Regions from separate parts of the Homo sapiens genome. Here region 1 is linked to region 2. The links are chromatin contacts, found by Hi-C in ENCODE. All regions are on one chromosome and are shown on one strand. Each heading gives the region's core, a stretch centred on a gene start or an enhancer-like site at or near the end of the contact. The rest is flanking DNA. Distances are from core to core; before and after follow the strand shown. Region 1 overlaps CAND1.11 (a long non-coding RNA gene). Region 2 has its middle 16 kb from the start of CTR9.

The links. Hi-C counts contacts between places; a loop is a spot of excess contacts on that map. Pooled maps may share reads with other maps.
Region 1: a map of endothelial cell of umbilical vein shows a loop between it and region 2 (10-fold over the local background). The contact joins two enhancer-like sites. A Hi-C loop is called at or near these places in 1 of 168 maps with a recorded cell type or tissue (endothelial cell of umbilical vein), 1 of 37 single-sample maps with no recorded cell type and 11 of 50 pooled maps.

The regions. Positions count from the first base shown.
Region 1 is chr11:10,365,386-10,369,179 of GRCh38, reverse strand. All of the region lies in intron 2 of CAND1.11 (a long non-coding RNA gene), which reads right to left. Among named protein-coding and RNA genes, the nearest start is that of CAND1.11, 59 kb to the right of the region's middle. RefSeq lists an enhancer at 2,119-2,618. Within about 2 kb of position 2,504, at least 14 of the 41 ENCODE cell types and tissues checked have a DNase peak (open chromatin) inside an H3K27ac peak, as active enhancers do.
Region 2 is chr11:10,733,117-10,737,187 of GRCh38, reverse strand. No RefSeq gene overlaps it. Among named protein-coding and RNA genes, the nearest start is that of CTR9, 16 kb to the left of the region's middle. Within about 2 kb of position 1,332, at least 21 of the 41 ENCODE cell types and tissues checked have a DNase peak (open chromatin) inside an H3K27ac peak, as active enhancers do.

The DNA of each region.
Region 1 (3,794 bases), core at 1,255-3,754, 370 kb after region 2:
GCTTTTCAGAGAAAGATCTGGAGGTGGCTATAAGGCAACGCATGGTAGCGGCCTGGCTTGTCTCTCTGCAGACTCCATGTGACCTCACACTTTTGTTCATAGTCTCACATCCAACAACTGCTTAGGTTAGAGCTGATTTAGTTATCGGCCATTCTTAAGGACTCCATTGGCTCACTCACAGATTAGGAATATCCATGGTTCATCAGCAGGGCCAATGCCACCTGACCCCAACCTCTTACCCCCATCCCCTAAGCCATCCCTAAAAAGTATACAATGTAAGTGAAATCAGTGTGTTTTCCATACAAGACTTCTAGCTTCCCCTTCCACTGCAATGCCTCCTAACCCCTCCAACATAGAAATGCTGGAGCTGGCAGGGCGTGCTGGCTCACACCTATAATCCCAACATTTTCAGAGGCCAAGGCGGGTGAATCACCTGAGGTCAGGAGTTCGAGACCAGCCTGGCCAACATGGTGAAACCCCATCTCTACTAAAAATACAAAAATTAGCTGGGCATGGTGGCATGTGCCTGTAATCCCAGCTACTCAGGAGGCTGAAACAGGAGAATCACTTGAACCCAGGAAGCAGAGGTTGCAGTGAGCAGAGATCATGCCACTGCACTCCAGCCTGGGCAACAGAGCAAGACTCAGTCTCAAGAAAATAAAATAAAAATAAAAGAAATGCTGGAGCCAATAGCACCTCTCAGGTTCAGGCACTCAGAAATCAACTATTGGGGTGAGGTTGGGGGGATGTCCACAAAAACTTAGGACAAACTTTGACATTAAATTCATTCTCAGGGGACAATCTCATCCAGTTCTTGACTGAAAATAGTTACAATGGCTGTGCTGCTACAGGAGGCAGAGAAAAACCTCTCAAGGGGCAGCCAGGAACTCTTCATGGGGTAGGTCATATTTTAACTTGGGCCTCGACAGTTGGGAAGATTCTCAGTCAAGGATGCTGAGGAGGTTACTCTGAGTGCAGAGAGAACAGCATATACAAAGGCAAAGAGATGAAAATTTAGCTGACTAATATAGTATGTGTAACAGAGTAGTGGAGATAAGACTGGAAAGACAGCTCATAAACTGACCCCAACCTCAAGAGAGCCTTGAATATCAGTGAAGAGGTTACACTGATTCTCAAGAGAGATACAGAACAATCAGGATAAAGAATAATCTTAACCAATTAGTCCATTTTCATACTGCTATGAAGAAGTACCTGAGACTGGGTAATTTAAAAGAAAAAGAGATTTAATGGACTCACAGTTCCACATGGCAGGGAAGGCCCCTCACAATCACGGCAGAAGGTGAAGGAGGAACAAAGTCACATCTTACATGGCGGCAGGCAAGAGAGCGTGTGCAGGGGAACTGCTCTTCATAAAACCATCAGATCTCATGAGACTTATTCACTATCACGAGAATAGCACAGAAAAAACCTGCCCCCATGATTCAAGTACCTCCCACCAGGTTCCTCCCACGACACGTGGGGATTATGGAAACTACAATTCAAGATGAGATTTGGGTGGGGACACAGCAAAACCATATCAACTAACATCTATAGAATATTTACTAGGTTGAGCATTAGGCCAAGTGCTTTATATGCATTGTTATCTCACACCAGCTTAACAAGTATATCTATTATTTTTCTGTTTTAAAGACGAGAAAACTTGGCTCAGAGATGCTGAGTTACTTGCCTAAAATCACAGAGCTAGTAAGTGGCATGCACAGAATTCAAACCCAAATCTGCCTGATTCTAGAACCACTAGATGATATTAAATGGTGATGAACAGCATACTTACAAAAGTCCCTCTCCATGGCCGTGGCCTTAGATGGCATCAGGGGGATGGCAAGGAAGGTGTCAGCCTAAAGCCAGACAATTCCAAGCATAGCTCAAGAGTCACTATCGGGTGTCATTCACAGTTGACAGCTGAACAGAAAGGCTGGACATACATGTTGTCTCAGTTAGCAGGGAAGGACAGGAAAGAAGCATGCTGAGCAAAGGTCCATACTGAATATGATCCCTTCCCTACTCCGGACTTTGCAGAGCTGCCCTGCCCAGCGGCACCAGGCCTTCTCAGAGTTGTCCTTTGGCAGCAATGTAATTCATGTTCCCCACTGAGGGCAGAGTCCAGGCTTTGGGTCTATTCTGGCACCCCTTTTCTTCAGAGGCAGCCAAAACAACCCATTGCCTCATTGCAGCACCCCCTTCAAACCAGTCACTTTGGAGAACTTCCAAGGGCTTCGAGACATCTGTTGAACAGAGTTCAACTGGATCTGTTGAACAGAGTTCCATTCTCAATGCCTCTGCCTGCGGAAAGCCACGACAAGGACAGATGTTGTGGCTAGAGGGCAGCAGAGAGCTAGAGGCAGAAGCGCAAGGAGGAGCTAAAGATCACAGCTGGGAGAGCTCTTGGAGGAAGTGGGGGGATGGGGGGCACATGGAGAACCTCCATCTGCCAAGGAAATCCCCTCCCTTGAGTTCACACAGAGGCCAGTTCAGGTTGAGCCATAGATGTTAGGGGATCACATTGGGAAGCCAGACCGGAGGAGAAGCAGAGAGATGCCAGAGACAACACCACTAAGAGTCAAGAAGAGAGCTGGGAACATGCTGGAGGTCACCAGAGGTCCTGGAGCAGGTCTGAACACAGGCCAGCCTTGTTCTCCCCAGGCCAGGAGAGCAGAGAAGAATTTGGGCAAAAAAGCAAAGAAGAAAAGCTGCCCAGTTCATTTTATGAGGTTATCATAACCCTGATAACAAAACCTGTCAAGAACAGCACATACACACACACACACACACACACACACACACACACACACACACACACACACACACACAAAGACCAGTCTCACTTTTGAATGGGGACAGAAAAACATCTGGAAAAAAATTAGCAAATTTAATTAAAGCACATCAAAAAATCATCCATGATAGTCAAGGAGGGTTTAACAACGTAAGGATGGTTTGACATTAGGAAATGTATTAAAATTATACAGTTCATCCTTAAGAAAATAAATCACCCAAACCTATATTCTGAAAAGCACTTGATAAAGTTCCACATCCATTTCTGGTGGGTTTTTTTTAACTTTCAAATTTTTAGGGAGAGCAGAAAAATCCCTTAACATAATGAATGGTGGCAATATCTTACTTAAAATTGAAATACTACAGATTGTTTCATTAAAATCAGTAACCAAACAAAAAGATCAATGTTATTATTATTACTTAATATTGTTCTAGAAGTTAAGGTCAATGCAATAAATGAAGGAATAAAACAAAAACTAGATGTGGCAAGAAGACAAAATTATCATTTCTTATCAGTGCTATACCTTAGTTATAAAAGCTATATTTTAAAATTCCAAGACAACTTCCAGAAATAAAATAATAGTAAACAAGAACTTAAAAATCAATAATAAAAGTAATGTGAATAAAACAATAGGCAATATAAGCTGTTTACCACCTAGAATGTTATGGTCAAAAAGTTTGAAAACAATGTTGATAAGAGTTTGGGTAAACAGGCACCCTCAAACGTTGCTGATGGTATTTTGCATAGGGGGAAAAAAACGTTTCTTCTCTATACTCTCATAATGTTTCTGGCCACTAAATGTGTATGAGCTTTTCCCATACCAACCAATTCTCCAATTCTCTGTAGGCACCAACTGGGTATCCTATAATTTAACTCAATTCTGACACTAACTTTCCTGAGTTACGGCAGACCCCACAGGTTAAGGGCTCAGTGCCACAGGACTGCCCCCAACTTCAGACACCAAGTACAAGGAGTAGATCCCCAGGTTACCAAATTGAGGGCT
Region 2 (4,071 bases), core at 83-2,582:
GGGTTCTAGCGATTCTCCTGCTTCAGCCTCCTGAGTAGCTGGAATTACAGGTGTCTGCCACCACGCCTGGCTAATTTTTTATATTTTTAGTAGAGTCGGGGTTTCACTATGTTGGCTAGGCTTATCTCAAACTCCTGACCTCATGATCTGCCTGACTTGGCCTCCCAAAGTGCTGGGATTACAGGTGTGAGTTACCATGCCGGGCCTTTTTTTTTTTTTTTTTTTTTTTGAGACGGAGTCTCCCTCTGTCACTCAGTGATGTGAAGTGATCTTGGCTTACTGCAACCTCCCCATCCTGGGTTCAAGCAATTCTCCTGCCTCAGCCTCCTGAGTAGCTGGGACTACAGGCACATGCCACCATGCCCAGCTAATTTTTTAATTTTTTTGGTGGAGACGGGGGTTTCACCATATTGGCCAGGCTGGTCTCGAACTCCTGACCTCAGGTGATCTGCCCACCTCGGCCTACCAAGCTGCTGGGATAACAGGTGTGAGCCAACGCCTCACAACCCCACTTCTCAACCCTTCCATGGCTCCCACAGCACTTAGAATAGAGTCCAAATCCCTTTCCATTCTCATCGAGGCCCTGCCCCCTCTGGCTAACCTCCAGCTATAGCTACTCCCTACCTCTATCACCTTTTCTGGGACCTTCACGACAGCCTTCTTGTGCCTCTCCCTGGAATACCCACCCCAAACCCCTTATCCCTTGGATGTGACTCGTGTTCATGCTTAAGTTGCCTCCTTATCTTCCCTGAAGCTTCCCCTTGTCTTAGTCTATCCCAGCATCTTACTGAGTTCCTTTATCATGATTCACAACTGTGTATTTGTGTATACAGAACAGTGAGCGCCATTTGGGCAAGGATAGTTTCTTTTTGTATCCTTAGTACCAACCCAGTGCCTAGCAAATAGTAGAGGTGCAATAAACATATGACTCATAAATGAATGAATAAGCCCTTTTAATCTTCACCCTGGTCCTGTGAGGTAGGGATTATAACCTCTGTTTTGCTTTAAAAAAAAATCGAGGACATGAGACTCTGAACGACTAGGAAACCGTTCACAGGTTCCAGCACACTGAGAAGTGATGGGTGGGTGAAAGTATTGGTGAACCTGTTCCAGCCTCCAGATCACAGAGGAACATGAAAAGGTTGGCCAAGAGCCCCCGGTGTTCTTGGTGGCTGGTGAGCCCCGGGGCTGTGTAGGCAAGGGCCCAGCAGAGGGCAGCAGAGGGCTGCACTGGACTGGGATCACCGGAGGGAGCAGGCCCTGGGCGGAGCAAGGGGTGGGCGGCCAGGCACTGGGCTGGGACTCGGGGAGATGACCTTGTTTTGTCTAATCCTTTGTAGGACTCTAGAGTGCGCTGATGGAGCGCTTGAGGCAACGTTCCTATTTGTGTTTACATGTGCTGATCCTCACCACAGAGTATAAGGAAGCCGTCTTTCTTACCGTGGGGCCCTTGTTGGAAATGTCACTAAGTTTCTCCAAGGAGGCGGGAGGAGAGGACAGAGGACGGGGGTGGGGGTGACGGAGGGCCCTGAGGTGGAATGGTGAGTACAAATGTGCAAATGAGATTTTTGGCCTTGGCTGCTAGGGGACAAACGTCCTAGGGTGGCCTCCAGCAGTTAGCGCCAGGCAGGGAGCTGGGAAGGCTCTGAGACAGCTGAGTGGGGGAAATAGGAGGTCATAATTGGTTCAGGGACATACATTGTCAGAAATGATTTTCTAGGTTTCTTATGCTCTCTGAATGGATTTCCTTTCTCTTCTCCTTTTTCGTTAGGAAAGTTGTTAAAATTTCCACCCTATCATCTATGCTTAGGGGAAAAGGGATTTTGCTCATAAACGGGGGCGAGGGTTGGGGGATGGGGGAGACCCTTGGGGGCCAGCAAGGTGGTAGCAGCAGAGTCAGAATGGAAGGCCCCAACAAGAATTATATAATGGACAATGGGGACTGGTGGGGGTGGAGGGAAGGTTGGGAGGGGAGTAGGGATAAAAGACTACATATTGGGTACAGTGTACATTGCTGGGGTGACGGGTGCAATACAATGTCAGAAATCACCACTGATGGACTTATCCATGTAACCAAAAACCGCCTATACCCCAAAAACTATTGAAATAAAATAAAATAAAATAAAATTTTAAAAAATAATGCAAGGCACACTTAGTCCAGCATATGGTCTTCTCAACTAATACAAACATACACACACACTTATATGCACAATCACAACATACATGCTTACACAGTCACATCATGTGTACAATACACTCTCATACCCACAAACACACACCTCACACACTGACACATCACACATACACACTGACACAACACAATACACCCACACCCACACCCACACTGAAGAAGGGTCTTTGGGGTGAATATCTGCAGTTGCCATTGCAGGTTCCCCCATCCTATTGTGGTTTAAGTCTAGGATCAAACCAACTCTTAGTTTCAGGGGTCAGTTCCAATTGGCCTAAACCCATCAACATAATCCCTGCCCCCTTGGCATTCCCTTGGCCACTGCGATTGTTTTAGGGGTGGGCATACAACCACACTGATCCCCCAGACATGAGTGAGGAAGCGCTGAGCCCTGGACGCTGTCAGCTGCCTTGTGCTACCTCAAGGAAAGGCTGGTTTAGAAAAAGCTGACTGGGAGGCAGAGGTGAGAAACTTTCAGACAAGCAGAGTTGCAGCCCCCAAAACACTGGGAGCTCTCAACAGCCCGTGCCAGAAGCCCACGTTACCTCTAAACTTTAGATTTTGTAAACCAATACATTGTTTTGGTTGTTTAAGGCATTCAAGTTGGATTTTCTTTCCCTTCCTCCCTTCCTTCCTTCCTTTCTTTCATCTCACTGTGTCACCCAGACTGGAGTGCAGTGGTATGATCATAGCTCACTATAGGCTCAAACTCATGGGCTCAAGCAATCCTCCCACCTCAGCCTCCTGAATAGCTAGGATTACAGGTGGGTGCCACTGCGCCCGGCCATTTTCTGTTTCTTATACCTGAAAATCTCAGAATGGATCTACTGCTCCCAGAACTTTTTTATGGGAAAGCCCAGGAGGGGTCCAGCCTCCTCTTTAAGGAGGACTGCTCCTTCCTCCCCCTCCTTTGTCCTCTTGGTCCTCAAAGTAACCGCATGCACCTGACACAGTTCTTGGAGCCTTATGCATATAACAGAGAAGAAGAAAATAGTATTTAAAACCATGGCCCACTGTAGCCGCTTTGCCTTAAAAAGGAAAGTGACACAATTGAAATCTGTAACAAATCTCTAAATAGATCTTGTTCCTTGCAGAGGCCAAGATGAGATTCCAGCCAATGTTTGGAAATTTCAAAGAGCAGGAAACCTAGGCTGACATGGTGGCTCTCAGGGCACAGGATTATTATTTATATATATAATATATTCAATTATATCAGTATATATTATATATATTTAAATGTATTCATTTAATGAGTGAATTAAGCACCCTAAAAAGTGAGCATTGCTTTCCCCATTTTACAGATTATGAATGAGGCTCAGAGACAGAATCACCCACTCAGCTACAAAGGGGTGGAACTGGGCTTCCAAGCCAGGGCTTCTTGGCTCTAAAGTTTGTGGTTGCCCTTCCAGAACAGAATGCCATTTGCCACCCCCATAGCGGCCTCCTGCCTGTGATTTGGTCTAGGTGGGCTTCTCGGGAAGGGACATGTTAAAGAGGTAGAAGGCAAGTTTTATTTGTATGTTTACTTAACTTCTCATGTTTAGTTAAACTTTCATGGGAGTGACAGAGGGGGGATGGGGAGAATAGAGAAACTCTTTTTTTTCTGAGACAGAGTCTCACTGTGTTGCCCAGGCTGGAGTGCAGTGGCACGATCTTGGCTCACTGCAACCTCCACCTCTGGGGTTCAGGTGATTCTTGTGCTTCAGCCTCCCGAGTAGCTGAGACTACAGGTGCAAGCCGCCACCCAGCTAATTTTGTATTTAGTAGAGATGGGGTTTTGCCATGTTGGCCAGGCTGGTCTGGAACTCCTGGGCTCAGGTCATCTGCCCACCTCTGCCTCCCAAAGTGCTGGGATTACAGGCGTGAGCCACTGCACCTGGCAG